Linked DNA regions of Mus musculus: regions 2, 3 and 4 are each linked to region 1. The links are chromatin loops, found by intact Hi-C in ENCODE. Cell type or tissue: heart. All regions are shown on one strand.

What was found. A loop is a pair of places that touch in the nucleus more often than their neighbours do. Peaks named below come from ENCODE experiments on the same cell type or tissue, not always from the same donor. Only the 100,000 strongest peaks of a DNase experiment are listed, where the experiment ranks them.
Region 2: a loop joins it to region 1, with 6 times the contacts of the local background. A loop is called at or near these places in 3 of 42 quality-filtered maps.
Region 3: a loop joins it to region 1, with 3 times the contacts of the local background. A loop is called at or near these places in 5 of 42 quality-filtered maps.
Region 4: it touches region 1 in a loop (1.9-fold over the local background); 3 of 42 quality-filtered maps call a loop at or near these places.

What each region holds. Positions count from the first base shown.
Region 1 is chr17:63,860,010-63,868,009 of GRCm38, reverse strand. It overlaps Fer (fer (fms/fps related) protein kinase), which reads right to left and starts at 4,029. Exons shown (of 19, transcript NM_001037997.3): 1 at 3,955-4,029. In heart, CTCF peaks have their summits at 1,418, 1,620 (motif pointing left) and 3,846; a DNase peak (open chromatin) is centred at 4,119; H3K4me3 peaks cover 2,527 bases; H3K27ac peaks cover 2,032 bases.
Region 2 is chr17:63,799,939-63,807,938 of GRCm38, reverse strand. No RefSeq gene overlaps it. Among named protein-coding and RNA genes, the nearest start is that of Fer, 60 kb to the left of the region's middle. In heart, a CTCF peak has its summit at 4,152; no DNase peak of the experiment used is centred here.
Region 3 is chr17:64,328,517-64,336,516 of GRCm38, reverse strand. It overlaps Pja2 (praja ring finger ubiquitin ligase 2), which reads left to right and starts at 4,634. Exons shown (of 10, transcript NM_001025309.1): 1 at 4,634-4,721. In heart, no CTCF peak of the experiment used is centred here; a DNase peak (open chromatin) is centred at 4,246; H3K4me3 peaks cover 2,638 bases; H3K27ac peaks cover 2,070 bases.
Region 4 is chr17:63,920,749-63,928,748 of GRCm38, reverse strand. Fer (fer (fms/fps related) protein kinase) reads right to left here. Exons shown (of 19, transcript NM_001037997.3): 5 at 6,953-7,136; 6 at 5,250-5,387; 7 at 4,571-4,690. Among named protein-coding and RNA genes, the nearest start is that of Gm52300, 45 kb to the left of the region's middle. In heart, no CTCF peak of the experiment used is centred here; DNase peaks (open chromatin) are centred at 3,008 and 6,928.

The sequences.
Region 1 (8,000 bases):
GTCTTTATGTCCGTCTGTCTGCGCCCCTTTCTCTCCCCCGTCTCCTAAAGTTGCAAGCAGCGCCTAATTAAATGCTTTCTTTGGTAAGAGTTGCCTTGGCTATGGTGTTTCTTCACAGTAAGAACACAAACTAAGAAAGAATAATCCTATCAACACCAGGACAGATACAAATCAATGCAAGCGCTGACTACAGAAGCTGAGCCCTTCCTAACTTCAGGCATTTTTACTTACATTGTCTCATTTCTTCTACATAACTACCATATGAGGTAATTTTATCTTACTCATTTAATAGAAGAGGAAACTATGATTTGATGATATTAAGTAATTTGTCCAAGATCCCACAAAAGAGAAACTGGAGCTGAAGCCCAAGTTATATGGCTTCCAAATGAACCGTTCTTCTTTTCACTACACTTTCCCAACCTGGCAAGGAACTCTGTCATTAAAATTTCCAGGCTTTTAATTAATACTTACAGAGGAAAGAGATAATATCAAGCTTATAATGAATGGTAATAACATAGACTGAATATTAGTCGTAGTACAGATGAAGATTTAAGAAAAATTACAAGTTATGCATGATATTACATTTTTTAAAGCTGAACATGTAATACCCTTAAAATGAAAACATTTTTTGTTAAAATGTATTTTCTTAGAGAGATACTAAGTGAACTTCAGTTTACCTGTATGTTTTCAATGTCAAAAACTCTTGAAAACCCATATGTGGGACCCACACATTAGTAAACTTCATACATGAGAAACTACAAGTGTACTTATTCTGACAGAATAAGCAAAGTGGCTATTTTATCCTCATCTCTTTGTTACAGCTCTAACATGTCCTCTGCTCTGCTTCCCCAGATGCTGAAGTGGCTGAGTACCGCAGCTGAGCTACACCACAACTTAGGTGCAGATACAGATTCACTGGAATGTCCCTGTAAAGCTGTGGTGAGTGGTGGAGTGCTTACAGCAAGCTTTAGTTCTTTTCCAATACACTAACTATGGCAGTTATTGCTAAGTTTCTTCTCTGTATTTTCTCAATCGATTCTGAAAAAAACTCAACCTGGGATCTAAATGAAAATGGGAATAAAAGAGGTAAGGGGGCGGGGGGAGGGGGGGGAGAGGAAGGGAAAGTGGAGCTCTGGGGGAAACCCTAAGGAGCAGCTCAGCATTTCCAAGGTAGCTCAAGTCACTACCCAAGCCCTAAAGCTGTGACCTGTTCCCTTTGATGTCTTAATGAAACAACTGGTTGACCACAGTAAGTATGCCTAAGGCAATGAAAATCTATCTTATTCATCTGTAAACTCTGATGCATACCTCTCAAAAATTTAAGAAATTAGTAGATAAAGGTATATATAAAAATCTTTCTGAAAATGAAAAGGACACAAATGTTGAAGAAAAGTGCAATACTTTCCTAAGACAGGAAAGATACAAAATACAATTATTATGCATTTGAATTAATGTCATTTCCACTTTTATTCCTTTATTAGAAACTGAAGCTCGGAGCTGGAGAGATGGCTCAGTGGTTAACAGCATCGACTGCTCTTCTGAAGGTCCTGAGTTCAAATCCCAGCAACCACATGGTGACTCACAACCATCTGTCATGAGATCTGATGCCCTCTTCTGGTGCATCAGAAGACAGCTACAGTGTACTTAGATATAATTATAAATAAATCTTTTTAAAAACCTGAAGGTCTGCATTAAGATATTCTTTTATTAACACTATGAGACAACAATGAAGATAGTTTTAAGTCCTAATGAAATACTAGTAAGCAAAGTCCAGGAATTGGTTCTAAATTAGTTGACTTTTTTTTAAGTTCACATTTGCAAACTTTTTCCATCACAAAATACACTGTTCCAAACAGTATGTATAAGTACCTAGATTATTCAGATACATTATCTGAACATTGAATGACTAGTCATCCCTTTGCCCTCCCTCCAAAACATGTGCAACATGGTGCACACCTACCATCTACACAAATCCAAGCTTAAACAAAACTTCCATTTTTATGGCAAGTTTGTACATTATCTCTCCTGTGGCTACCAGAATGCAATTTACAAATCTGGGCCTGAGATTCAAATATACAGTCTTCCCAGTAGCTCACACAACCACACAGAGTAGTGCTTCCTGTAACTATGTTTCTATTGGTTTTTCCCGTTACTAATTAGTTTCACTATTTCTACTTCAAAACAAACAAGGACCTTACGGTATTTTTACTATCATTCCAGCTCCTCTGTTAGTATTTACTATGGGACAGCAATGTCAAAGGTACTACTGCCATAAAAGTAACACGTACAGCTTGCTCTGTGTAAACTGAAATTTTACTTGATGCTAGCAGAAAAAGTGTTCACAGAAAAGTTAGAGCCACATGGCAACTAAGAATGAAATTCAAGAATTCTGTCTACAAAACCCTAGATTATTTCTCCCACACAAATGACTTCAACCTCTGAAGTAGAGTAGAAGCTGGATAGTACATCATCTTCGCTAGTGTGTATTAATACTGTCAATGCAGAAAAGAAACAGATCTTTGCCAAAGGTCTTTTATGGAAGAGAACCGAAAGTGATTCCCAGAATGCCTATGTACTCTGAAAACATCCCCAGGACCTTTGAAAGCCCTCAACTCTAGGGCTATCAGAAAATCTTTTCTTGGCTGTAAAAGGGACACTCAACCTTTTTACATCCTTTGGCTCTTCCACACACCATTATAAAGCCTACACAGGTGTGTATATAAATAGTCCCTAAACCACACCATGTATTTTGCAATACTTTTCCTTTAAACCTGTTCTTATTTCACAGATGGACTGCAAAGTATTTTTTAGATGTTAACCACTAAAATACTGTGGGCCTTATCTTTAGATTCTCTGACATCAGACGTTTATATACGGTGACTTCAGGTTGAGAAGGTTCTTTCTGAAAAATGCCTGAAAACTCCTGTACATGTTGGAGTAGCATATGTTAGGGTGACCGTGAGACCATTGTGAATATATACAGCTTCTTCCGAAGTAAAAGTATCAAAAGCCTCATTGCTCTTACGTCATAAGATATTGAAAATGAAAGGCTGCCCGAACAAACTGAAATTGCAATGGCATGCCCAACAAAAATCACAAATGCACAGAGTTCCAAGCGACCACCTCATGGAAACTTAATTGTTCAAAGGAGCCCTAGCTCTTACCAAAACTAATCTCATGAACTCCTTTCGGAGGGCTGATCTTAAGAGGAGTCCAAGGAAGACACAAAGGTGCCTCCAAATACCTCAGACCCCTAAAAAGCCCTTAGGGAAAAAATCACCCCTGACAAGTCCAGATGCCTCCAGAAGTCTCCCTGGGCCGGACTTCTGAAAGGCTGCCCTGAACCAAAGGGGCAGTGGGACGTGAAGCTGAAGCGAGGCGACACAGGGTCAGAGGGTCCTGATGAAAGGGGCTGCGGGAACTCTCGGGGCTGGGTGCCACAGGAGAGGGCGGCGACGGGTGAGGAGACCAGAAGGGGTGTGGGCACCGTGGGCGAGCGTCGGAGGAGCGCAAGAAGGGAAAGGGTGCGGGCTCCCCACCGCAGCAGCTCCCAACCCCGCCCCACGCCCCGCACACCCGCGACCCGCGACGGGGCGGGGCCAAGCGCCCGCCACGGCCGGCACCGCCCCCTCAGCCTCCGGGTCCCGGGCGGGTAGGAGGGGCGGGCCTGGCGGGCCGGGTGAGCAGCCCGGACCCAAGCCCAACCCGGAACGTTCCGTCGCGCGGGTAGGATGAGGCGAGTGTGACCCCGCAGCCCCGGCAGGGGACCGAGCTGGCTGAGGGCAGAGGAAGCGCCTCCGCACAGCCCGCGTCCGCTGGGCCAAAAGCCCGGCGCCCCCCTGCAGGCGGGAACGGTTACCCCCGCGCTGCGCTCGCCTTCCGGCCTCCTTCCCACCTCCCGGGGCGTTGCCCCGGGCAACGGTGCCTACGGACGGCGGCGTGAAACGCACCTACCTAGAACCTGACAAGCAGAAGCCCCTCAGACCCGGGAGCCAGTCGCCACCCGGCGTCACGGGGACTGCTCCAGCCAATAGGCGCCACCGTTGCGAGGCTCGACAGCCAATCCCGCTACACTCCGGTCTCCGGGCACCCCGAGAGTTTAGCCAATGAGAAGGAGCAAGGGGCGGGCGCTGCCACCGGCCCCAACCCCCTCTTCTACAACCTCCCAGGAGGCGGGCGCGGCCCATTGGCTCGGACCCGCGAGGGGCGGAGCTCAGCGAGTGGGCGGAGGCTGGAGTTGCGGGCGTGAGGAGGCGTGGGCCGTGGCCACCGCCCTGCGTGCTGTTTCCCGTCGAAGCTTGTTCTTGCGGTCTCTCGCGTAGAAGATCCCGCTTCTCCGAGCCCAGCCGTCGGCCTGAGCGGTGGGATGGGCGCGGAGACCGAGGGAGCCTGACAGGAAACTCCGGAGACTCGCGGGGCCAAAGCCGGGAAGTAGCCTGTCCGGGTGATAAGCTGAGGCCGCCCGGAAGGGTCAGCCCCGCGGCCCTGCCGGAAAGGAGGTGTGACGAAACGTGGAGCGCCCGCGGGGGACCGGCGAGGGCCGGCTCTCCTTCCCACCCCGAGCTGGCTGTGCAGCGAACTCTACCTTCCCGCGCTCTGCTTGCGTGTGCTGTAACGTGGATTCCTTTAAATCGGCTTTGCGTTTCTGCGGTGTGCTCAGAACTGCCTTTCCCGCTCCTGTGCCTGCAGTGTCAGACGCTAACGAGCTGACATTCTCTGGAAACATGAGGATGCTCTGCAAAGAGAGCCGCGAGTCCTGGGAGCGGTCCCCTCGAAAGTACTTACCTCTAGGAAAGTCTAGAAAGCGAGGGCCTAAACTGATGTGTTCTTCCAGTGAGGGCTGTTTTCCGAAGCGCTCCTTTGCCAATTTGGTACAAAACAGGAGTAAGGTGGACCTGAACAGATCTTAGTAGGTGATCTGGAGCTCTGTGATAGGTGTTCATGGAGCGTCACTCTCGGGATTGCTGTAGCACGCTTTTTAAGGCAGTGTCCTCTTGTACGTGAGCTCAGCCACATTCACATTCGTCGCCTGCAACAAGTCTGACAGCTCCATTTCCCCTCCCACCCTTAAACCTTTGAGTTAGATTAGAGCCAAAGAAGAATTAATACTTTTTAAAATTCTAAATGGTTATTCACTTAAGTCAGTTTCAAAGACCAAGAAACCAAAACATACTTTAAGGACACAGATATCTTACAGTTGAAAATGGATGAGAGTCTCTCCCCCTTTTTCTCAGAAAACAATTATAAAGTTCTCTTGTCAGATTTATGGTCCAGGAATATCTTTTTCAAGAACGTGGAATGCACAAGAGTTGTGAATCGTTGTTAGAGCACTTGAAACCTTAGATGAACCTCAGCCAGGCTATGGGAAGCCACTAACAAACCTGGGAGTCGGTGTTTTTCTAAGTTCACAGATAGCAGAAGTTCACCTTATCACCCAGTTTCTGAGAAATTCTAGAACTCCAAATTTTGAAACTACCTCAGGCATAAGGATTGCCTTTTCTCTTAGCTAACTCTGTTGGCCACCCCAACAAGTCCACCATAGATGTGACAAACAGAGCCAAGTAGTCTTACCTGAGGACTAGTTATTGTTCAATATGAAAATCTAAATAATGGGTTGTATCTACTCATCTATAAAGAAGGGTGAAATTCATGTCTTTGCAGTTTCTTAGGTAATGCCTGAGACATATATGCACATTCTGTTTTAATGCCTATTTAACAATAAAAGTGTCTGACTTCTCTAACACTGCCTTATCTAGGAACTCTAAACTTCGTTTTTAATAGAATCAAAAATGATAATTTTGTTTGTATTTTATAGTTCTGTAATTAAATGCATAAATAGCCTATCAAATGCAAGTTAGTTTTCAATAAGCAGTAAATGTTATATGTATCAATATGGGTGAAATAAATAAAATAAAACTTTGTGCTTGTATTAAATGGTTGGGAAAACCATGACTTTGGCATTGCTTTACCAAGCATACCTTTATCAAGAACCTTAGGCTTCCTTTCTTTATAAAAGAAAAAAAAAAAATAAGATAATGTCTGATGAGTTAGTAAATTACAAATTTGCAGAATATAGCTTTAAGGGTACAATAAAAATAGACTTCTATGGTACAGTGTGTGTGTGTGTGTGTGTGTGTGTGTGTGTGTGTGTGTGTTTACATATGAGAATAGAATCTACCTACCCTGAAGCACTAAGAACTTTTCAGTTCTATAATGAAATTCCCCCATATTCAGTCAAGAAGCAAAAGCTACCCACCATATGTCAGGCATCATGCTATGCAATGCAACTGGGGGTAAATAACACCTATCTGTATTGTTTCCCCCTATAAGTATCACTTTGCAATGAAACACATTTAACAAACATTTTTTTCCACTTCCAAAAATTCTGAGCAAGTTTCTTTGTATCTTGTGTGAGACAATACAGGAGAATGAGGAAAATAATTTCCTGTCTAGGTGATCCAATTACTAACAAATGATTTAATAGATCTGTTTTCTTCCATTAAAGTTAAATTTTAGATCTGTACCCGAAACTGCTGTGATTTGTGAAATGCCACAGAATTACCTATCTGTAAGCGAACAACTCTTCAGTGTATAATCCATACAGATCAAATACGAAGTTTATATTTTAATTAAGTAACTTTCCTAAAACATTAGCATAATGTGAACATTAAAACTAGCTAATTGGTTTAAATATATTTTTTTAATTCTTCCCTTTCTTTTGGTTAGCATCATTCCTCACCCTATCTTTCTCCCTCTCTTGTTTTCCTGTAAAAATTTCACATAGGCTTGAGGAATCTTGGCTGTGTGCCAGCTTAGTTCAGCAAGTCCCAGATCTGTAATCTCTGCCTCTCCTCTCTTTTCAGCCAGCTCCTTTCATCTGTAACTGTTCTCTTGCTCGGGTTCTACACCTAACCGTGTGCACACACCACTCCTGAAGCAGATGTGGCGGTGAGGGAGACAGAACAGAAATGGTGTCTATCTGTATTCGGTGCATGCTACACAGTCTATTTTCACAGGATATAAACTTCATCGATTCTGAAGCCTGTTCGCTTAAATGAATACTTTCAATACAGGTCACGTTTGGGTGAAGTTCAAGATGTGTGTTGTCTGGACTTTCCAAATTCAAAATGCCTATATGTGCCTTCCTCTGCGTTAACAAATCTGTATATGAAAAATCAGGAGAGCAGAGGGAAGAAAGAGAGGAAGAAAGTTCTCTGTAGTCTTCAAAGTCAATGTCAAATCCATTAAGAACACTTCCTAACTGTCCCTCCCAGACATTGTGTCTCTTGGTTCTTCTGGCTTTCTGTTCTCCACAGAGAAATAACTACCACCAACATCCCTCATCAAGACTTGTCCTCTTAAAATGCCCACAGACCACTCAAGGTCCGCTCCTTAATTAAGCCATTCTTCCTCAGGATTTACCTGCCCTTCCTTCCATTCCCTTATGGTCCTTTGTGCCTCCAAAGACAAGGCTAGAACATGTGCTGGAAAGTGCTGACTTTCCCATGTGATCATCTCAGGGCCTCATAACAAATGCACACTACCAGACTCTCTCCCAGAGATTCTGACCAGGGAAGGTCTGTGACAAGTTTTAAAGAAAGTCTGTGCTTAAGAGACCTGTCAATCTGCTCAACAAGGTGCAGTGAGCTGAGGCTCTATCTCTAGTTTCTTGCTGCAGCAAATAAACATAGGTTCATGTCACTGCGGTTCCAGCTGTCAGGTATCACTGAATGCAATAGCAAAACCAGAAGCTGGAAACAGAATTAGTTGGGAGTCAGTGGAATCTAAGAAGTGTGTAGACCAGACTCTCAGATCACTTCCTCCACCAAGTTACTTAGGAATGAAAGTGTTTGCTCCCTAGTGAGTCTGAGCTAGAAAGATGGCTGAACACAGGAGTGAAGGACCTTCCAATATAGTAGAAGACATCAGCACAGAGCAACATACTTAGCCTCTGCAATGGCAGGCTCCAGGTTTCTGGGCACAGTGGCTTGTCTGATGAA
Region 2 (8,000 bases), 60 kb after region 1:
TTCCTTCCCTTCCCTTTCATGTAGACCACATGTTGGTTTGATCAGATGAAGAATGTGCCAGAAAGAAAACTATCTAAAATATTTAGGCAGACTGGTTCATAGGCTGCCTACAAATCATCGTGTCTGAAATTCGGCATTGAAGTAGCTGAGAGCTATGTGGACCGCCTCGAGGGCACCGAGGACTACTCTGCTGCTGCGAGGGGACATCCTCTGGGGACCTGAAAAGATGGCTGCCTGATGTGCAGAGGTAGGCACGGACTGGAGTGGGTCCTAGAGTTAGGAAGAAAACTCCAGAACAAACAAATAAACAAACAAAACCCAAAATCCCTACATTTCAGTTTTCTGAAGCTCACACCAATTTGGACTGATTTTGGCAAGTCTCAGCTTGACAAACTTCAAACCCGTGCCTCCTCACCTAGCTTCTCCCTGCTCTGTAAAGCATCTACATTCCAAAATTTCTAATTCTAATTTTGCAATGGCTCTTTCAAGAATAAACCTTCCACAACTCAGGGTTGCCTCTCTTATCCTTTTGAGGTGAAATGTTGAAGGAAAACAAGGATCCCCATCTTAGTGTCTGTGGGACGTGGGGGCTGACCTGATCAGTGACAATGCCCTACTGCCATCTGCCAGCGTTTCCTGTGGTTTCTACCAATCCCTCTGTTTTTGTTTCCTTGGTGCTGGGCTCAATCCCTGCATCTCACTGTTGTGCTGTGTCTTCTGTATGGCCGTCGTGTTATGGTTTGGGTGGGAAATGTCCTCCCAAAGACTCATGCTCTGTCTTTTGGTCCTCAATATAGCAGTGTTCAGGATAGGGCCTTGAGAGGCAACTGGATAACATGGGGTCCATTGATTTTAACTTTGCCACAGCATGAACTATTAGAAGACCAGGCCTAGCTGGAGGAAGCAGTCACCGGAGACTGACCTTAGAGGACATCCTCTGTCCCTGCTTCCATCTTTCCTTGTGTGCTGTTTGGTTGGCACCACATGCTCTCCGGGTTTCAGATTCTCCCTCATTATTTGTCATGGAAGCACCAGGTCAAGGGGACCATGACAAAACAGTGAGCTGTGATTTTTCTTTCCTAGTCTACATTGTCTTCTTTGGTATTTTCTCACAGTGATGAGAAGGCGACTGAAGTGTCTTGACTAAAATGTCTTTGCCAGTTGAAATAGTCTAGTGTAATACATCCTCCATAGGGCTCCAAAATTAAAGAAGTTTCCATATAAAATTAAACATCTTTTATTTACCTCACAGCTCGGTCTGTGGCCTGAATTTTAACCTTTACAGACAGAAGCTTCTGTGCTCTGTAGGTGGCTCCTGGATTCTGCATCCCTGTCAGGTCTCTCTAAAAAGCATTTCCCCTTTTTAACGTAATGTTTCTTGCACCTCGTATCACTACAGATGGTTGCTGGGTTTTAGCGCAAACTGGCCGTGTGCTTTTTCTCCTGCTGTAACACTGACATCGTTATGAGGCTTGAGTTTGTAGATCCGTCTGCTTCTTAGTCTCTGTCCACTCAGAGTTGCCGGAGAAGAAGGAAGCTCGGTTGATAAATCGCCTCCTGTGGGCACATGTCTGTAGGCATTTTCCTAACTGGTAATTGATTTAGCCCAGCATAATAGAAGCAGTGGCATCCTTGGGCAGGCAGGCCTGGGCTATGTAAGAAAAGCAGTTGAGCAAGTCTGTAAGCAGCACGCCTCCATGGTCACTGCCTCAGGGTCCTGCCTTGGCTTCCCTTGATGATAAACTGTCACCTGTAAGCAAAATAAATCCTTTCCTCCCCAGGTTGCTTTCAGTCAGTATTTTGTCACGGAAACCAAACTGCCATTCAGGCACTCTTTGGAGAGTTATGTTCTTCTACTGAAAGGCCAATCATCAAACATCATCAGACATCATGCCGTCCATAAGAAAAAAGAGAACGTTCCATTTTATAAGACATGATAAATCTCTAGTTTTAAGAGGGGTTTCAGTATGGACCCCGGATGACCTGGAACTTTCTAGGTAGAACAAGCTGGTCTTGAATTCATAGAGATCTGTCTGCCTCTGCCTCCCGAGTGTTGGGACTAAATCAGCACAATTATTATTTATAAATTTAGGAGCTGGAAAGTTTCTCTTTCAGTTTTAAATAACAGAAGAAGCAGAAGAAGCAGCAGAAGAGGAAAAAGAAGGAGAGGAAGAAGAAGAGAAGGAGGAGGAAGAAGAGGAAGAAGAGGGAGAAGAAGCAAGAGAAAATAGTCCAAATCTCAAAGGGCTTATATTTTGTACAATGAGAATGGTGAATATGTTGTTTACCAGTGCTGTTGCCAATAATTAGCACCATCCAGTTCCATGGGTCAAAGGCCTATCTGGGTAACACGTTACCTCTTCCTATTTTAGGCTAGTTGATTAGTAAGCAGTCTTAATTATTTCTGTAAAGTTTATTTCCATTTAAAAATTAATACGCATAGGAGTAGCAGGAAGGTGGGGCAGGGTAGTAGTGACATCTATAAAGGCCCAAGTCCTGGGGACCACAGAAGGGCTTGACCTATATTAGAGATAAGTGGAAATATTTGCTTCAAAAAAAGCCTAACACTATATAGCTTAGGGACTTAGATACTTATTCTGTTACTATCTTAGTCAGGGGTTCCATTCTTGAACAAATATCATGACCAAGAAGCAAGTTGGGGAGGAAGGGGTTTATTCAGCTTACACTTCCACACTGCTGTTCATTATCAAAAGAAGTCAGGACTGGAACTCAAGCAGGTCAGGAAGCAGGAGCTGATGCAGAGGCCATGGAGGGATGTTCTTTACTGGCTTGCTTCCCCTGGCTTGCTCAGCTTGCTTGCTTATAGAACCAAGACTACCAGCCCAGGGGTGGTCCCACCCACAAGGGGACCTCCCCACTTGATCACTAATTGAGAAAATGCCCCACAGCTGGATCTCATGGAGGAATTTCCTCAAGGGAGGCTCCTTTCTCTGTGATAATTCCAGCCTGTGTCAAGTTGACACACAAAACCAGCCAGTACAGTTACCTAGAAAATTCGTTACAGGCCATAGCTATTTTACTTCCCGGAGTAGAATTTTGTACTTTAGTAGTGCTGGGGACAATGTTTTCATTCATTTGTCTACAGACGCCTTACGCGGGCAGGGTCTTTGGGCATACAGAAAGATGGAGAGATCACTTACCTGTCCCTCAGGAGAGATGGAGGGAGAGTTACCTTTCACTCAGAAAAAGATCAGTTGGAGGACTATGCACTTTGAGGGGCCAAGAACTGATTAACTCAAGCAGGAGTTTGTAGGTGTTGGGCAGAGTTGTGGCATGAACAGGACCAGAAAGGGATGGAGAGGGGTGGTCCAGGCCTTGGCATTCCGTGCTCTGCAGAGTCCGAGAGACCGAAGAATCACAGGAAACAAAGCAGAGAAAATGTAGGAATCTCTTTGTGGGAATCAACAAGAAGATGCATGAATGGCTTTAAGGGCTAGTGAAGCTGTTGGCTAGCCAATCTCTTTGCAATAAATAAAAGATAAAATAAAATTGAGGAGCCGGGCGGTGGTGGTGCACGCCTTTAATCCCAGCACTCGGGAGACAGAGGCAGGCAGATTTCTGAGTTCTAGGCCAGCCTGGTCTACAAAGTGAGTTCCAGGACAGCCGTGGCTATACAGAGAAACCCTGTCTCGAAAAACCAAAAAAATAAAAAATATAAAAAAAAAATAAAAAAAATAAGAAAAATTGAGGCACATACATACTTTCCTTAGGATATTGAAAATTATATTACATCCTTCCCAAGTACACTGTGTATGTACATACATTGTTTGGAAGGTTTTTTTTAATTATTATTGAATAGAAAAAAACAAAAAAATGAAAGCTCTTGTGAGAACTGAGTAGACATTTGGTAATACGAAAAACCAGGAGAGTCTTTGAAAGACGGGACATTTTGAGTGCGTTCTGCTTCTTCTCATGGGCACAGGGCCACCGTGGAAACCATCCACGATGACTGTAGAAGTTTCGCGATATATTCTCCTGTTCCTTGCAGCAGACTGGGAATGATTTTGAGTGAGGAACAAGCTTGCATTGGTGATCTGAGTTTGAAAATCTGTAGGTCACAGTAAGAAACAATCATTTTGGGGTTTGGGTTCTCCTTGCTTCAGATCAGTTAACGCAACTGCGCCCTCTAGCCTCTGCAGCGGATACTGCAAAGCCATTTGAGCTCGGCTTCAACTTTGTCCTGAAGTTTGCTACTTTGGAGCTCAAAGTCATTGACAACCTGTCACACACGCAGAGATCCCCCCAGGTATGAGTAAAGCAAGTAATCTCGTTTTGGTGATAAACCTGCCTGTCGGAGGCTCATTTTCTCTCTTAGTTATACCAGAAAAATTAATTAGGCTCATTTTTTTGAAAACAAAAAACAAAAAACAAAAAAACAAAAAACCACAAAACTTTTACATAGTATAGAAAAAGTGGTCCCTAAAATATTGCTAAGAAGAAAGTTATCCATCACAGTCTAATAAAGGCCCATGACAACTCATGATAAATTAAGGAAGCTGTCTGCCTGACCTTCTTCATTAGCCATCTGCTACCTTAGGTTGCAGATTTTTAAAGAGCTCTATTTTATTTTATTCAGGCATTTGGAAATACATTGATTTGATCTATTTCTACCTCTTCTTTGAGGAAACAAGTTAGGGCCTCTGAGGATGAGTTTGCTTGTCTGTTCCTTTCGTTCTTGTATGTCTTGTCTGCTTGCCAGAACACACATCCCCCTTGAAGAGAACTCCTTAGCAGACAGAACTCCACGCCTGTGCTGTGGACCACCTAGAGGGGGGTTTCATTTTCCCCAGATGCTGAAAGAGTGCATACTTTTGAGCAGGCCAACAACATTCTGGGCAAGTCTCTTTTATACGGTTGGTTCTGATTGGCTGGCACGTTCTTTAAATACCTTTCTCCTCAGATTGAATCTTGGCTGAAGATAGGTCAACTGTAGCAGGTGGCTAAAGGAGGGAAGGTGCAGAGAAGAGACGTTGGTCACTTTGAGTTTATTTCATGAACAAAGACGAATGGTTTATTTTAGTGAGAGAGAGCAAGGGAGAAAGAGGGAGCAACAATTAGGACTAAATGTCTCCAAGCAATCAACTTCAAGGTCTATAGATGCAGACAGCTCATCTTATTTGATTAAAACAAAGTGCTATTTGGAAATAAAATGGAAACAGCTGGAGATATTGTCACTGGCACACACAGAAATGATTTGCTTAATACATCTATCTATGTATGATTGAACACCGTGAGTCACGGATCTCCTGAGTTTAATGTCGCCACCAGAGAGAACAAATACTCCAACAGTCACCTTGGAGCTCTCAAAAGTCCAGGCTATCTTGGAGCTTTGAAAAGTCTCAAGATTTTAGAATTGGAGGACTGGATACATTTTCAGTAGCAAGGACATCTTAATGGCTCCCCAAAGGCCCAGATAACTACCTTCCAAGGACTTCATTGTTCTTAAATTTTCTCCTTTTCCACATCGTCTAAAATTCCCATCAATAAGAACTTCATTTGCCTTACTGATATCAAAGCCTCTTAGAAGGATTCTGAAAACCTCTGGGACAGCTAATCTGTCATTCACAAGTGTGTGTGTGCAGGGGTGAGGGGGGTGGAGGGGGTGACCAAGTGGATTGATGTAATAAGTTTCTGTGGTAAGAAAAGATTTTAGATATTTTTTTTAAAAAAAAATCATGACATGATGGAAAATTCAACAGTGGGTCTTTTTTTTTTTTTTCCAGTTATAGGGATTGAATACCAGGCTTTGTCCATGATTGGCACATATCCTAACCACCCTGAGAAATATTAAATATGAGTCTTTTCTACCAAATACTATAAGATTTGTGTTTAGGACAAGATATTCAAATGCCCCCCTCCACACCCTTTAGGAGTTCTACGGAATTACGGAAAGGTTTTACGACCCCACCCCTACCCCCAGGTAGACAAAGATCTATGGAATCTGACGGCTTGGAGCAGGAACCCCTTTCACCTTGTATCAGGGACTCCTTGTCCCCTCTTCCATTTCCCATGTGCTAATTCTTCTCAGACTAGCCAATTCAATTAAGACTAGGAGGCCAGCCAATGGGAGAAGACACAGTCACTACTACTTCCTGTCTCTGGGTGTTCTCTCTTCCCGGCACACCCTATGGTCCAGAGTGAAGTTTGCCTTGTCCAGACACTCTGGTGGCTTGTGCTCCCTTTCTTTGCCACACAGATTTATTCCTGACACCACTGAGCTGTCCGCCGACCACAGTCATGTTACATAAATGTCATCCAAAGGAGCTTGTACATTCGGACAGATCTTGGCTTAGTGGCGCTGACATCATTATTAGTCACGCTTACATGATATGCTGCTCATTGCGGTACCTGCCTCCTCTGCCTTTGAGGAATTCACTCAGAAGACTCTTATAAAGCCCCAGGCTCTCTGAGGGGAATCCAGCAGGAATCCCATTTTGGTCCTACCAAAGGCCTTTGTACCATAGAGCATTACCGAACACATCGCTCCTCTGCTTCTTCTAGGCTCTGAATGAAGCCCACCGGTACTCAGAGAATAGGGGAGGGGGAAGGGAGAGAGGGAGGGGAGAGGGGGAGGGGGAGGGGGGAGGAAGGTGGGACTCTGAAAAAGGAATTTCCCCCCTGGGTTGCAGACTCCCAGGGTGATGGCCCTAGTGTGAAAGAGAATTTTAAGAGTTTCTGGGATGGGAAACCACCTTGTGGAGTTTATCCTACACAACAGACCTCACCAAACTGCCTCAAGGCAACGCTAGCTGTGCATTTTTCATTGAAATATGAAAACTGACAAGATTCACAATTTTCACTTGAAGTCCCCATCCATCAGCAGGGAAAAGGTAGCTGGGCCTGGGGTCCCGTTGAAGCCTCTGGGACTCCTGTATAGCTGGTGCCTGCCCTGGGGTTTCCCAGCCGCTGAGCCACAATCTTTCACCGCTCCTCTGCGTGCCTTCTTAGCACAGTCTCATCAGTACAGCAGAGACAGACGTTAAGGATCTGAGAATGCGATGAGCCAACATCCCGAGGGGCTACCTGGGCTTTTCTGTCCCAGCCTCAGAAGTGACACGTTATGAGATCCATTTTCTTACATTGATTAAGATGGTCCGCAGAGTTTAAAGAGAGGGGGACAAGTGATAGGAGTGTGGCAGAATGTGGACATTTTTCTAACCACCTCAAGAACTTACGAGGAAAAGGAGACATCATTCATATCTCCTCAGGTTATCGCTTGTCCCCGCGTGTGCTCACAACGGCACGCCACAGCTAGCTAGAGACACCCTGCTCGCTGCTGCGTTTCTGCTAGTCCAGCCCTGGATTATTCTTCTCTGCCTCATTCCTTCAGGTTGGGTTCTCTCTCCCTCTGCCCAGTCTTTGTAGTGCTATGTGTTCGAACCCCTGGAGAAATAACACTCTCCCTGCCCTGGCTAGACCACCAGAGGTCCTGGTCCTAGCCTGGGTAAAAACTCAGTTTTGACTTTCTGGAAGTATGACTCGGGGAGTGTTTAGGGACTCCGAGGGTTGAAAAGAGATGTGTCAAAGTGTGCCCTGGGAAATGACACCACGTCAGCTGTTCACTTGGACTTTCCGATCTAGGTAGCCAGCGATGGAGACAATGCTCGGTGGCATGTGCTTAGTTTGAGGTTAGGTGTCTAAAGCTCCTACTATGTGCTGGGTCTGGCCTGTCCCACGGCAATGCATTTTTCTTGTTTTGCTTTGAGATAGTGTTGACTGGCTACATCTCTTGATTTTTCTGCCTTAGCTTCCCAAATTCTAGGATTATAGGTATGCACCAGCATATTCAACTAGTATGGTTTTTGTTTTTCTTTGATTTATTCCTATTTTTATGTGTGTGTGTGTGTGTATACAAATACCTGAACAGGCCAGAAGAGGTTTCAGATCTCCTGGAACTGGAGCTAGAAGTGGTTTTGAGTTGCCTGACATGGGTGCTCAGAACCCAACTTACATCCTCTGGAAGAACAGTAAGCATTAAG
Region 3 (8,000 bases), 470 kb before region 1:
ACGTTAATACTTAGTACAGAAATTATTAATGGTATATATGTTCGGGGATATTAAATCTTTTAAAATGTGTTTTGTACTTTGTATTTCCATGTCTCTTTGTAGGACTGCAGCATCTCAAGTGCTCCACAGCCGAATGAGGTGGCTGATTGAACAGCAGAGCACCATGTGATATTATATTGCCATGTGATATTAAATTGCCATGTGATATTATATGTAAGAATATTTTACAAATGTCTTTCCTCTCAGACAAAGAAAGGTTAAAAAAACTCTTTAAATAAGTTTAATGCCCCAGTTCATACTTTTGGCAATATAATATTTAGGGTTTCACCAGTAAAATTGTTAGCTATTCTAAAGAACCACAGTGAATACATTTGCAATAAATGTATTCTTTTCAGATCCAAACCCAAACCATGTATCATCCTGTACATGACGAAAGAGAAATCCTAAAATAGATAGACGCTATCAATGGAACTGAAAGAGATAAATTCATTCTAGAGAAAGAAGAAGCCCCCCAAATGAGAAGGAAACCTCTAAGTTGAATCTTAGGAGAATTTAAAAATAGTGTTAATAGTCCTAAAGAGCAAGAATGTTGTGAAAAGAAAACATAGAGATGAAAAATAGAGTGATTGAAAAAACAAGTCAACAGAAGGATGCTAGATAAAGTTTAGGAACACTCTCAAAAGGTTCTGTGACTCTTGAGAACACTGACTAACACAGAACCTAAGAGCCCTGTAGAAACTCTGCTCAAGTTACTGCCTGGCTGGTCAGTTAAGGCAGACAAAGAGCAAGCAGAAGACAACAGCTCAAGGAAGAGAGCAAGTCTGTTTGTCTCTAAGCTTTGCTGAGCTGTAGGTCTGGCCATTGGCTTGCTAAACAACCCTTTTCGATGTTGTACTTTCCAACACTCTGGGAAAATTGTTTTCTAGGATTCCCAGGACTTTTGGCAGCTGTTCTCAGCCTTCCTAACACTGTGACCCTTCAAGACAGTTCCTCATGTTGTGGTGACCCTCAACCATAGTTATTTTCATTGCTACTTTTTATCTGCAATTTTGCTACTTTCATGAATTGTAATATAATATGTGTGTTTTCCAATGGTCTTAGAGGGTTCCTGTGAAAGGGTGGTTCAATCCCTGACGGGGTCATAACAGCAGTTTAGAAATGCTGGCTTACATAGAAAAGAACATTTTCTTTTACACACACTCCCACCATGTTTGCTGGCTTCCCTCTGAGACTATGATTAGAGCACAGGTCCTCTTTCAGCTTATGCCCAGGGTTATTAAAGTATATGTGTATCAAGATCGCCGGGGAAGATTGGTTAAAATACAGCTGCTCATCATAGGGGTTTCTGATTCAGGCCTGAAACTGTTCTCAGGTGTCTTAGTTTGGGTTTTGTTGCTGTGAAGAGACACCATGACCAAGGCAGCTCTTATAAAGGCAAACATTTAATTGGGGCTGGCTTATAGGTTTAAAGGTTCAGTTCATTATCATCAAGGTGGGAAGCATGGAATCATACAGGTTGACTTGGTGCCGGAGGAGCCAAAGTCAATGTCTTGATCCAAAGGCAGACAGGAGAAGTCTCATCTGCACTGGGTGGAGTTTAAGCCTCAAAGCTCATCTCCACAGTGACATACTTCCTCCAACAAGGCCACACACCCTCCTAATAGTGCCACTTGCCATGAGCCAAGCTTATTCAAACCACCACATCAGGCAATACAGATGTTGTTGTTTTGATGAGCATTTTTTAAGAGCACACTACAGAGCTAGAGAGATGGCTCAGCTATTAAGAACACTGATTGTTCTTCCAGAGAACTGGAGTTCAATTCCCAGCAATCACATGGTAGCTCACAACCATCTGTAATGGGATCTAATGCCCTCTTCTGGTGTGTATGAAGACAGGGACAATGTACTCATATACATAAAATAAATCAACATTAACGAAAAAATAAAGAGCACACTACACTATGTGGTTCCTGCAACCCTCCTGTGTTAGGGAATGCTTCTCAACTTCGCAATCAACAATGCACTCAACAGTGCATTTACATTAATATGTACTATTATCTCATGTACATACAATAATATAGTATATAAACTCATAGGGATTTAGTACTTCATTCTGGGCATGATATGTGTCTCATGGAGTAGGTTATTTAATCTGTACCAACAATGTATAAGCAGGTACTCTTACTTTCACATATTAAAAATAGTAAATCCAGGCCAGAGAGGTAAGAGGGTTGCAACATTTATACATGCAGGAGCTCGTGTGAGAATCTCTCCATCTGAGCTTAGAGTTCATGTTCTAAGGCTCCATCCCAGAACTTCTCAGACTGCAACATAAATCACTTGCGATGCCTTGCATGACTGTACTTGGGGCACGATGGCAAGATCAGAGGCAATGACTCACACGGTGAGAAAGTGGATTGCTATTTTGGGTCTATTTTTCTATCCTTTCATGACATCACAGCAAAATGTCACTTGAGTACTGTGTCTTTATTATATAGGCATATAATATTTGATAATGTTTGATATTGTACCCTCTTAAGGAGGAGTTCATGATTCAGGGTTTAGTTCTGATCAGTTAGGGTTCTCTGGAGTCACAGAGCTTATAGAACGAATCTTTCTTTCATATGTGTGTGTGTGTGTGTGTAATGTATATGTATCTATAAAGGGTATTTATTGAAATGACTTATAGACTGCAGTCCAACTAATCTAACAATAGCTATGCTATCTGTGAACAGAAAGTCCAAGAATCTAGTAGTTGCTCAGTCCCACAGATTGGGTGTCTGAGCTGGTCTTCTGTTGATGCTGGAATCCTGAGGAAGAAGGCTCCAAGGCCAGTGAAGGAATGGATGTGCTACTAAGGCAAAAGCAAGCAGGCAAAGAGCAAAAACCTTTCTTCTTCCCCATCCTTATATACGCCCAGTAGAAGGTATGGCCAAGATTAAAGGTATGTGTGTCTTCCTGTTTCAAGATCTGGATTTAAGGTATGCCTTTCTATCTACCTCAAGATCTGGATCAAAAGCCTGTGTCTTCCCATCTCAAGATCTAACCAGGAGTATGTCTTCCCAACTCAAAGATCCAGACTAGAAGTGGATTCACCCACATCATACTAACCAGAAAAACCTCTCACAGATGCGCCCTCCCTTCTGGATTGTAGTTCATTCTAGTATACCCAGACATGGTATGGAAATGATTGAGATTTGAGAAGTCCTGCACCTGCCAACCTGTTAGTGTGTTCAACTGAACCAATCTTCAAGACTCTAAAGGAAAATTAGTTAAAATATACATTCTCTTTCAAGAGAGCAAGGACTTGGAGACATGTAAAAGAGTAATTTGGGGGGCGGGTAAAATATATGCTACTGGGGTATTCTGGGAATTAAACTTGGTTTCACAAAATGTCTAGCAATTTCTCGTGTTTTTATGGGAAATGTCGAATCATTTCTTTACATCGATGGTAGAAAAAGTAGTTTCAGTTCACTGGCAGATTTTACAGCTAAAGGACATCACAAGAAGTGGGGCTCTTAATCTGTGTGGGTAGGGAGGCCACGTGATAAATATATCCTGGGCTTTTGAGCTCTGGGTGATGAAGCTGGGGGTGGGGGCGGGGAGTTAAGAGAAGAGAGCTAGGCTGTAATCAGAGAAGCAGGCAGGCTTCAGGATGAGAAAAGGGGACATGTGCATCACTGACATAACGAACTTAAACTGTGACTGGGTTTAAATTAAGCAAGGTGTCCAGGGACTCCAGCTGTTGTATTTATTTTGGTTGCATGAGACGAGAGCTGATAACTCCGAGCCTGACACCCGATATAACTTAGCTGTCAGCTGCTAAACTCTGGTCAGGCCAAATCTACATCTCACCTATAGCTGCTTTATACAAACAGAATCAGAGAGCAGGGCGAGGGTCTGACCAGTGGTGGGCGGGTACCACGCACCACAGAGAACCACAGCAAACAAGCTCTTCGTACGTTTCTTTCCCTCGCTGCTATCAGAATTGCAACTGGTTTCGGATTTTCTTTTCTTGTACTTCAAATTGCAAATACTGGGTAACTTCTCACAGCCTTGGGAACCGAATTCTGCACCTCCATTTTGCTGGGGGGCATGCGGGAATGGAGGGAGAAGTGTAACTGCGCCAGTCCTGCGCTCAGCTCTCCACACCCCCTTCCCTTCGGGAGACCCCGCCCTTTTCTCCCAGCCAAACCACAAAAGGCCTGACAGTGGATCGGGCCTCGGCGCCCCGCCCCCGCCCAAACGTCGCAGTGCTGCAGGGGCGGGCGCAGGGCCAGAGAGGGGGCGGAGCCAAGCGCGTCTCCACTCTCCTCGGCCAATCCGCGAAGGGCCTGGGAGAGAGCTTGCAGGCGCCAGGCAGAGAGACAGCCCCAGTTATTTTCCCTTTTTCTGCCACGTCCAACCATGACGTAGGCCTACTTCTAGGACTGCGATTGGATGCGTGCTTTTCCCCCTGCAGAGGGCCGTGAAGTCTATTGGCTGCGCCCTCAGGGGGCGGGGCTAAAGCGCTCCCTTCCTCCGCCTCCTTCGCAGCGCAAGGGGCGGGACGCGCCGCCGCCGCCGCCGCCGTCACCACCTCTGCTTCCGCCGCCGCCGCCGCCGCCGCCGCTGCAGCCGCTGCGCGTTCGGCGGGGGAGGAGTCGGAGGCGGAGAAGAAGGCGGTGGTGGCGGGTGGAGGATCGAGCGCTGTTCTCGCTCTGGAGCCGCTGCACATCTCGGTGAGGGCAATTTTTATTTTTTTCTCTCTCCATTCTGGCTGATTCTGTCAGAGCGGATCTGGGTGAGGGAGCCGCTGCCCAGGCGCCTCGGCTTCGGGGGTCTCCGAGGAACGGACCGAGCCGTGGCCGGCCATGGTGGGTGGGGTTGGCGACTGAGAGGCCTCCGGCCATCCCGCCCGGGGCCGCGCTCTAGCCCGAGCCGCCGCGCCCGCCGCCCGCTCGCTCCCGCCGGCTGTCTGCTGTCCTTGGTGCCCTGGTCAAGGACCCGGCGCCTTGCCCCTCGCGGCCCGCCAGTGCCGCCCACCCTCAGGCCCGCCGCGGAGGACCGTGGCGCACTAGGCCTGCGGGGCCCCTGCCCGGCCCGGCACGGCACGCCTTCCATCCCTGCCTCCCGGATTTGCGTCCTCCCCGATTGTCACCGAGGCCCAGGCACCCTGTCAGGCAGTGCCAGTGGCCTACCGTCTTCTTGGTCAGCGTTAGGCCCCAGCACGCCTGTCAGAGGCACCTTCAGGGCTCCCCTCCCCGCCCCCACCCGCACCTCCACCCCCACCCCAAGATGCCTCCAGGTTTATCATTTTTTGCGCACATTAAAAATGGTGAGTTGAAAGCTGCCCAGACCAAGTTGAATAAAATAAAACAAAAAAAAAAATTGTATGTCTACATAGACAACTGCTTTGACGATCCTCATTCTGTCAAGTATACGATTCTTTTTTTTTTTTTTAAAGAGGCCTTACTCTATTTTTATCACGAAATATTTGCTATTATTTCTTTTAAGATGGCAGTCATTGCTGAAGACTTAACAGGTCATTTGATGAGTGTATACAGGAACGTAAAAAAATAACAGAAATAAACGTAACATGTTTGTGATTGTCTTCTGGATTTCATGTCTTTTTATATGAAATAATTTTATTCTTCTATTACAGACATGCACCCTCCGTGTAAAATTCAGCAGTATAAAGAGAGAAGTATTAAATAAATACTAATATGTGACTATTTTCATCCTTCAGTGCCCCACCAGTATTTCGGTTTGGTGGTCATCTTTCCAAGTGCTTTCACAAACGCATCTTGAAAGATACACACACATGCAGAGTTGTCTCCTTCAGGGATGGGGGTGAGGGCTATGCTGAGCACATTTGTGTAAAGCTTGCTTCTTCTAATTATATATCTTGGACATAGACTCCCGTTTTATGTAGGCCTCCCTAATACTTTTTCTATCTAAGGGTACATCCTATTTCTTTAATTTGATGGACTTTAATTAAGTATTCCTACTGAAAGCCGTTTCAGTGCTTGCAGTTGAAAGTTATGCTTTATACTAAAGGTAACTAACTCACGTATTGATTGATTGATGCTGAACTGTAAGCTCTGAATCGTTTATTTTAGAACATTTCACGGTGTGGAAGACTGTAATGTAAAAAGAGCAGCCCCCACTTTGCCTTCTAGTATATTGCCTCTATCCCAAGACTCAGACACTGTTTTAATAAGGGGGAAAAACCTGTGTGATCATTTCTGGAGCACAGATCCAGACGTACAGTTGCAGAAGTAAAGGGTATGAGTATTTAAATCTGACAGCCATCTAACCCTTATTATTACTCTTTTTAAAGATATTATTACTATTTCCTGAGTGTTTCTTCTAGGTGGTCTTCAGACCACTTGTGAGTTAAAATTTAAAAACCCTATTTTGAATAAGATTACACATAAATTCTTAGAACTGTTTTACAGTCTTAAGCCCCTCCCCAAACTGTTCTCACCATTTTATTCACATCTTGCTTTATATTAAAGCTTTAGTTACCCCTCATATATATCATTCCTTTTCAATATTCCCAGCTCCTTTATAGTTGTATTGCTGTAGTAGATGAAAACTTTAAGGTAACTTTGTTTTCCTGTCTCTGGCAATAAAAAAAAGCTTTTGATCCTTGCCACCCCCCCCCCCCCCCGTTTTTCATGGAGCTAATATTTGTATTTACTTGACAATTATCTGAAAGTATTTTTTTGGTTTCCTTTCCAGTTTTTATGACATTCTGACATTGCATTGCCCCTTAGGTGCTACATATTGTTGAGTAGTAGGGCTAATGCTACTAAGACTAGGGCTAATAGTTAAAATATGTCACTTTTTCTTTAAGGTAAATGCTTCTGAGGTTAGCATTAAATATGATTTTTCACAAAGCTTTTTAATAGTCAATATTAGGTTAAAATATGCCCTTCTGTTTTTAGCTTGCCCAGATAATGTTTTTGTTCTTATTTTTAAAAACATTTACTGAGCGTGTGTGTGCACATGTGTGTTGTTACAGCATGCTTATGGAGATGAAAGGACAACGTATGGGAGTTGGTTCTTCTGTCATGGGCTTCAGGATTGCATAGTGTCAGGCTTTGTGGCAAGCACCCTGACCTACCTGCTGCCTCTCTGGCTCCTCTTGCTGTCATTCTTAATATTTATAAAAAAGTAGTGGAGGTTAAGTTTTTTTTCTTTTCCTTCTTTCTTTTTTTATTTTTTGACATCTTTTCAACTATATATATGGTTCCATTTGGGTGTCACTAGTGGTTCTTATATACTAGTTCCTTAAAAGAGATTATCTTTTCAAAAAGTCAACTTTTTTAAATTAGAGAGTAAATTAGAATTAATGAAATGTACTTACTTAAGATGTACATCTCATTGTGTTTTCATAAAAGTATACTTTTATGTCTCTCTCTCTCTATATATATATATATGCACACACATTGTGTGTGTGTGTGTGTGTGTGTACATATAATATATAACATAGGACAATATTTTCACCTCTCTGAAAACTTCTATTCCTTTGAGGTCAACCAGACTTTGACCCTGAGCCCCGGGAAACCACTTACCTTTCTCACAGTATACATTGTTTTCCCTTGGTCTACTATTTCATATAAATGTAATTATTTCTTTTGTATCTGCTATTTCCCAGCATCATGCTTTTGAAGACCATTTGTGTGTGTGTGTGTGTGTGTGTGTGTAAAACTAGCTTCTGTTTTTTGTGAAGTAGTTCATGATAGTTGTTGATTTACTACTGTTTTAGTCATTTAATCAATGTATTTGGGTTGTTGCTGATTTGGGGTTGTTATTAATAAAGGTGCTGTGAACATTTATTCTGAGTTCTTATGTGAATTGAAACATTTTTTAACCTGGAAAATCTCTAGATGTAGTATTTATTGACTTATATAGAAAATGAATGTTTAATCATTGTCTCATGTTCCTTGTCTGCCAGTGACACACAGCAGTTTGCCTTACCCACACCCTTACACCCTTCTAGTATATGTATA
Region 4 (8,000 bases), 61 kb before region 1:
GCCTATAGGTCTCTTCCCTGGGGAGGAATACCCCCTACCTGCCCCTCCTGCTCCTAGCTTCCCTCAGTTGCCTATAGGTCTTCCGTCTGCCTATAGGTCTCTTCCCTGGGGAGGAATACCCCCTACCTGCCCCTCCTGCTCCTAGCTTCCCTCAGTTGCCTATAGGTCTTCCGTCTGCCTATAGGTCTCTTCCCTGGGGAGGAATACCCCTACCTGCCCCTCCTGCTCCTAGCTTCCCTCAGTTGCCTATAGGTCTTCCGTAGGGTGCAGGCCTCTTGGGCTTTTCTCTGTCTACTTTGTCATGTCCACTGCTGTCACAAGATGGTTCCTAGTTAACCAAGCAGTTATAAGCTTCTAATGAACACATTCAATGAAACTCAACCTTATCTACTTCCAACCCAACAAATATAACTATTTGTTTTAAACAGCTGGTTTCCTCAAACTGTCCTCCTAACATCTGCCTTCAAATTCTTTTACAGTCCCCTAAAGTTTCAGGTTAGCATTTCAAAAGTATTTCTTGAACACAGCCTGGCATTTTAGTTGCTTCCAACTAGAGGCCTAACATAATATTCTGCCATCTAAGTCATTAACGAAATAGTCCACAGTTCCTAACTCAGCCATCTGAAATCCATTTTCTCTTGTTATTTTGACACAATGGGCATGAATTGATAACAAAAATGAAATGCTGTAGTGCGGTAGTGTGTACAGCAGTCAAAATGGCACTGTGATTGTGTAGTGACAAGCAGCAGAGGCCACCTATGCTGGCTGTCACAGCACAACTATCTGACTGCTGCTCTGAAATCACCCAAAGATGACAAATCTCATGTGATATTTATGTGCTGCAAAAGATGGTGCTTTTGATATTTTCAACATTTTAAAATATTAATGTCATTCTTAGTTCATGGGCTGTAAAAGACAGGTAGCAAAATGGATTTGATTCTGAGATTCTATAACTAGATTGCTAACTTGGAATCTACAAGATCCAAAACAATTACCTTTCTACACAGAGAATTACTATCACCCATTGGAAAGAATACATTTCTGTTCCATTATAAAAGTTAAACAGATTCTAATTTCTCCTTGAAAATTATTGGAAAACACAAAGTCTTGGGTTTAGGTCTTACTTTAGATCACAGGATTTAGCATTTTATAAAATCTTGTATAATTTTAATATGGTACATTGATAGGTGCTGACATACTAAGGACACTTCACTAAAGATTAGAAAATATCACCAAAAGAAATAAATGTCTTACCATCCTGCTGACATCCAAAATTACTTGTGGATGGGTATATGAATGTTCTCATTGTTTGGAAATCACTTCTAATCTAATTTTGTACAAACAACTGTGTCTTCCTTCCCTCTCTGATAAGAGGTAATGCCACGTGAGAGAGTGAGCCGGACTGCCTTCCAGCTCCTGCCTCGACTTCCCTAGTTGATGGATCAAAACCTGCACTTATTAAACTAAACAAACCCTCCTTACTCAAAGTTGCTGTCAGTTGGAGTATTTGTTACAGCTACAGAAAGCAAACTGGAAGAGTGGAAAAATTCTTGCCTACCATAAATGAGCCCTCAATTTGACCCTTAGCACTGTACAACCCATACACATAAATATACAAACACGAGTGTGTCTATCTTCAACTCATTTCCTGAATAAATAATGTTCAGTAAAATGTAAATAAAGGAATTAAATTTACTACATATCACAGATTTATTATCTTTAATTCATTGGGTATGGGGAGGGTAACTGCTTTATCATCAAATAACAGTGATTTGTTGAGATAATGATTCTAATTATACTCTGAAAATCAATAAAACAACGTATTCGTCAACAAAATCTCTGCTCACAAGCACTTAACAGGTAGTTATTGTTAATATTACCAACACTATAGTCCAGCATTTATATTTTCATTTTCTTTGCTATTCATTAAAATGATCAATTTTACTGCTGACTTGAGAATATTAATCATATAACCTTAAATATATCAGGATGTATCTTGAGGATATCATCCTTAGTGAGGTAACCCAATCACAAAAGAAGTCTTTAGATATGCACTCACTGATAAGTGGATATTAGCCCAGAAACATAGAACATCCAAGATACAATTTGCAAAACACAAGAAAATCAAGAAGAGGGAAGGCCAATGGGTGGATACTTTATTCCTCCTTAGAATAGGGAACAAAATACCCATGAAAGGCGGTACAAAGTTTGGAGCTAAGACGAAAGGATGGACTATCTAGAGACTACCCCACCTGGGGATCCATCCCATAATGAGCCACCAAACCCAGACACTATCGCATATGCCAGAAAGATTTTGCTGAAGGGACCCTGTTATAGCTGTCTCGTATGAGGGTATGCCAGTGCCTGGCAAATACAGAAGTGGATGCTCACAGTCATCTATAAGATGGAACACAGGGCCCCTAATGGAGGAGCTAGAGAAAGCACCCAAGGAGCTGAAGGGGTCGGCAACCCTATAGGTGGAACAACAATATGAGCTCATATCTCTAGCTGCATTTTTAGCAGAAGATGGCCTAGTTGGCCATCACAGGGAAGAGAGGCCCCTTGGTATTGCAAACTTTATATGCCCCAGTACAGGGGAATGCGAGGGCTAAGAAGCGGGAGTGGGTGGGTAGGGGAGCAGGGAAGAGGGAGGGTATAGGGAACTTTCAGAATAGCATTTGAAATGTATATAAAGAAAATATCTGATAAAATAAATAAATAAATAAATAAATAAATAAATAAATAAATAAGACTGTGATGAATAAATAAGGTACTTGGGAAAAGGTAGTGGTAACAAAACCTCGGGAGTCATGAATGCTTTGTTAACATGCAGCATGTGAATTAAGCGGGGTGCCATGCCCCAGTAACTTCTACCAATCATATCAGCAATAAGCACTCTCCCTCAAGCACATTTCAACACTATTGAAATTGCTGCCAGACATTCTTTCTTCTAAGAGGCTGTCCTTGACGTAACAGATGCTTAGCTCTATCCCTGCCTAAGGTTCCCAGCTGTCAAATGTCCCTGGAGGACAAAATCAGCCCAGATAAGAACTACTAGTTTATAGCTGGCTAAGACTGAAAATATTATGGCCAAATCAAGCCAGAGTCTCAAATAGAACATCCTGTGGAACAGCAAAGCTGCTGCTAGAAAAGCTTCTCTAACATAAGAGACCCCATGCCTTCAACTCTCTCATCACTGATGTAGAGGACCCCACACCTTCAACTCCCTAATCACTGATGCAGAGGAACCCAGGCCTTCAACTCCCTCAACAGTAATCAGTCCTCTGTGATTCACAAGGCTTCATCACAAATGGGTGTTTGGAAGAGCATGTGTTAGTTCCTTTAATCCTATGCCCCCTTTAAATATTTCAATCCCTTTCTAAGAACTAATCCTATAATCCTCCCCTAATAGACTACCTGTACCTGTAGTATTTCTGAATAATAGATTAATTATATTTATAAGAACTTTTGTATGAGTCATTAAAGGAAAAATTTGAACAAGTAAATTAATATACCATACACAATACTGACAAATGAATACTTTTTCTACCTTCAACTCCAACACGACGATAAACACATAAAATGTTTATTTACAAATGTTTCTAATCCCTGAACAAAATCATGAGATAACTTAAACTCATGTTTTCACAAATCAAAAAGTACTTTTAATTGCCTTTAGAGTTTGAAGAGGACTAAAAAAAAAAAGTCAAGATCTCTCAAAACCCCACCAAGTTTATACACAAAAACAATAAGGCAATGAAGCTGACTGAATCATTTATAATAGAATATAGCCTTGCTTCAAGAAAAGAGAATTCAATCAAGAGTAAGACTGTAAGCTAAGGCCATGATAGCAATGACTCCTACCTCTCAAGTTTAGTATCTACATTTCCAAAATGACTCTGCCACTAAGTACTGAAAATAAAACAAAATTAAAAGTATATATAAAAATTTAAAAGGATAAATATTATTCTCATATAATAGAAACTAGTGGAAAAATTAATGAAACATTATAGAAAAATTCATTTTTTTAAATTAGTGATAATGGTAAGGAAACATAATATATTTCTAAAAATGTGTCATCTGGGGCTGAGCTGGCTCAATGGGTAAAGGCAAGAGCACTTGTTGTGTGGGGCACGTGAGGCCTGAGTTCCATCACAAGCACCCTCATGGAAAAGCCCACAGGACAGCACACCCTATGTTCCCAGCACTGAGAGTAGAGATAGGTGAATTCCCAACACTGACAGCCAGCACTCCTGGCCTCATCAGTAAGCGCCCAGCTCAGTGAGAGGCTCTACCTGAGGACAGTAAGGATGAGAACACTTAAGGAGCACACGCAAGGGCCTGCTCTGGCCTCTGCGTAGGAATGGACCCCACACCACACATAGACAGCACACAGCACATACAAACATGCATACAAGACACACAACATACACACAGGAAATACATCAATCTGACAAAACTTACTTTCTATTACTTACAAACTTTGAGGAATTTAATGCTGATGAAATACCGCAACTGTAGGGCAATAACAGCACTCACTGTGCACAGTTCTGACTGTCTAAGTACTTACATGACTTGCAAACTGTCTGCTGTTAAATTATTCCACATGATCTCATTTGCCTGAAGATTTTCATTTTCTTCTAATAGGGAAGTATCAAATTCGATTTCTTGTTCTTTAGCAGCTGTTGTTCTAGTAAAGTATGCCAAATAATTCTAATCAATAATAGTATACTAGCATAATCTATCGCAGTGCATACCAAAGGCAAAATATTTACTACTAGTCAAAATTATGCTAACAAAGTTTACGTAGCAGAATAATTTAGAGAAAACCCTAGATCTAGTCACGCAGCCTGCACCTTGGTTTCTTCATCTGTAGAATATGCATACACCTTAGTCATCCCCATCACAATTTTTTAAAATACAAAACAAGATGCAAGCAAGTGACAGTAACTGGTGACTTAGAAAAATTAATACACATGTAAGCTCATAGTATCATTCATTATGTAAATGTTAAGAAAATACAATTTCATAGGTTAAATATGGATTTAAACAATGGCATGTCAATTGAAATAAATCTTAAATATAGTTTTATAAATTAGTTATCAAGTTTAAGACAGTCTTTAATAAATAAACAAAAATAAACTCACAAAATAAACTTAGCTCTAATAAAAACATTTTATGTTTATTAAATTTCTATTATGAAAAACAATATATTCATAAATAGCTTAAAAGGTAGGAAGCTATCATACCTGTGAACATCTATGAAATTATTATATTCGGTGCTAGGGTCTATCTGTTCAACAGACATTTGAATCTCTTTATGGACATTCACTATTTCCTCTGTAACAAGGCTGGTTATCTGGCTATAGTCATCAAATATACCTTTTCTGAAAAGCAAAAATAAAATTTTACATTTTAGTGTCTTATTAGGAGACACAGACTCAGAAAGCATTTAGAATAATAAACACAGACAATGTAGTATCAGCCTTTAAGAGTGGTGGTTTCATGCACTGCCTCATTTCCTACAAAAGGGCATGAAGGGGCTATGCAATTATGCAGTAATTTAATTCACCATTACCTATTTAAATGTACTTTGTGGCCAAAAGGGAGGGCTGGGCAGCATTAATAATACTCTATTACTCACTACTTTTATGGAAACACTTTTGAGCCTTTTGTTTGTTTGTTCTGTTTTGTTTTGTTTTTCAACACAGGGATTCTGTGTGTGAGTGTTTCTTTTCTAGTGTGTGATACTCCGCAGATGCTGCACTCCTCAAATGCACCTTAGCCCTGGGGATATGGGTATTATTTAGTTAAGCTTCAACTTCAGTGGCATCTGTTTCTTCTCCTGAACTCCAGAATGCAGCAAAATCATCAAGGTTTTTTGCTTGGTCTAACTGAAAAGAATGTTACACTGACGAGATCCCCTGCTTTTAAGGATTGTGGTTTATAAATATTGATTATTACTGGCTTCAAAGCAAGTATGGGCAAATAAGCCTATTCTGCATATACCTATATAAATGTAAAGCAGGGTTTGCCTGTTTCTGTTTCTATTTCTAAAATAACTATTTATGAATCGAAATCATTACTTACAAGACTCCCTTGAATATTACTTCAATTACTATAAGTTTTTTGTTTGCTTGCTTGGTCGGTTGGCTGGTTTTTGAGATGGGGTCTTATTATGTAGCTCTGGCTGGCCTGAAACTTGCTATGTAGACCAAGGTGCTTCAAATTCACAAAAACCCTGTGCTCACACATGTCTCCAAGTGCTTGGACACACCCAACTAACTTCTTTGTTTTAACAGAAAAATAGTGTTAGGAACAAACACATTTCAAATTAATCAGGAAAAAAAAAATACCCACACACATTTTCAGTGAAAGTAAAATGGATTTAAATATTTGCACAATGCAAAGCCAGAAGATAAAGAAAGTGAAGTCCATCAAATGTGGCTCATCATTGCCTGCTCTCCTAAATACAGGACAGAATATATGTGCTTATTAACTGCAATGCACTGTTAACTAGTTAAAGGTAAGAAACTCCACTTATACTTACATTCCCAAGCACAAAGCAGTGTGCTCTTATAAATACACCAGACCTTCAATAAACATGAGTGGATTTTAATCTCATAGAGGAAAAGAAAGGGAAGCTATAAATAAGCTTCCAAACAGTTCTCTCCTTGAAGCTTCTGAAATGGAGTTTAAATGCCCAGCCCTCGGGAGGCAAGTCCTGACTTAAACACGGAGCTGACTAGAGCAGCAGAGTCAGTAACAAACACAGAGGTCTATCCTCAGCATGCTAGGGGCAGAGCACAACTGAAGGAACAAGAAAAGGAAATGGCTCTGAGGTGCCCAGTGGTCTCAGCCATAAGGAAGCTTCTGACACAAATGGAACTGCGGCAGAAATGCTGAGTCGTGCTCTGAGGGGATCTTATGATAAACAGGAAATGTATCTTACAGTGCTTTTATCATTTCTTCTTGCATCTTTTGCACGGAGTCCAGCAGCAGAGGAAGTGTGGTATCATAGTACTGGCTCTGATGGAGCTGTGCCCCCTTCAGTGCCAACACATACTGATTATGCAGCATATGAAGCTTCATTGTAGCTTTGTCATAGCGCTCCTTGGCCTTTTCTGTTTCCTTCCCTGAGGAAAACATGGAAGATAGCAGACAGCTAAGTTTTATCCTCACTATATGCAATCCCCACTGTGTTGTTATGTTATTTCCCACACTCAATGGAGAATCAAGTCGGCTGACTGTGTACTGTGTATAGAGTGCTATGCCAAGTACTAACGGTCAGTGCTCAGCACCGAGGTTCCTGTGCAGCCAGTGCTAGGTAAATCAACGTCAGAACACATAAGTGCACACATAAAATCCTTCTCAGCTCCAAGAGCTTACAGCAAACTGGAACAGCTGCTCACACGAGACTGTGGAAGCAGGAAAAGCATGCAAATGCTAACGTTTAAACTAGTGTCCAAGATGTCAATAAAGACAAGAGTAATCTTAGGAGGCTTTGAGAGAACAAATCTAAAAGATGCACATGTACATTAAAGAGTAACAAAGGCTGGGCCAGCACCCTGAGCAGACCCTTGGGCGCAAACTCTGCAGCCAGCCCCACAACACCCAGAGGTAGCTCCACTCCCAGGCATTCTAACATGCCTAGGATCAGAGAATCACAGGATCCCAGGAGTTTGGTCACACCAGGATCTCAAGGTCCCAAAGGCAGCTTGATTCCCAGGAGCTCTGACACACCCAGAAACTCGGGATCACAGGATCCCAGAATCACAAGATCATAGAGACAGCTTGACTCAGAGAACCAGAATCACAGGAAGGACAGGCTCCAGTCAGACATAGCCAGGGCAGGTAGCACTAGAGATAGCGAGATGGTGGGAGGCAAGCATAAGAACATAAGCAACAGAAACCAAGGTTACTTGGAATCATCCGAACCCAATTCTCCCACCATAGCAAGTCCTGGATACCCCAACACACTGGAAAAGCAAAATCCAGAT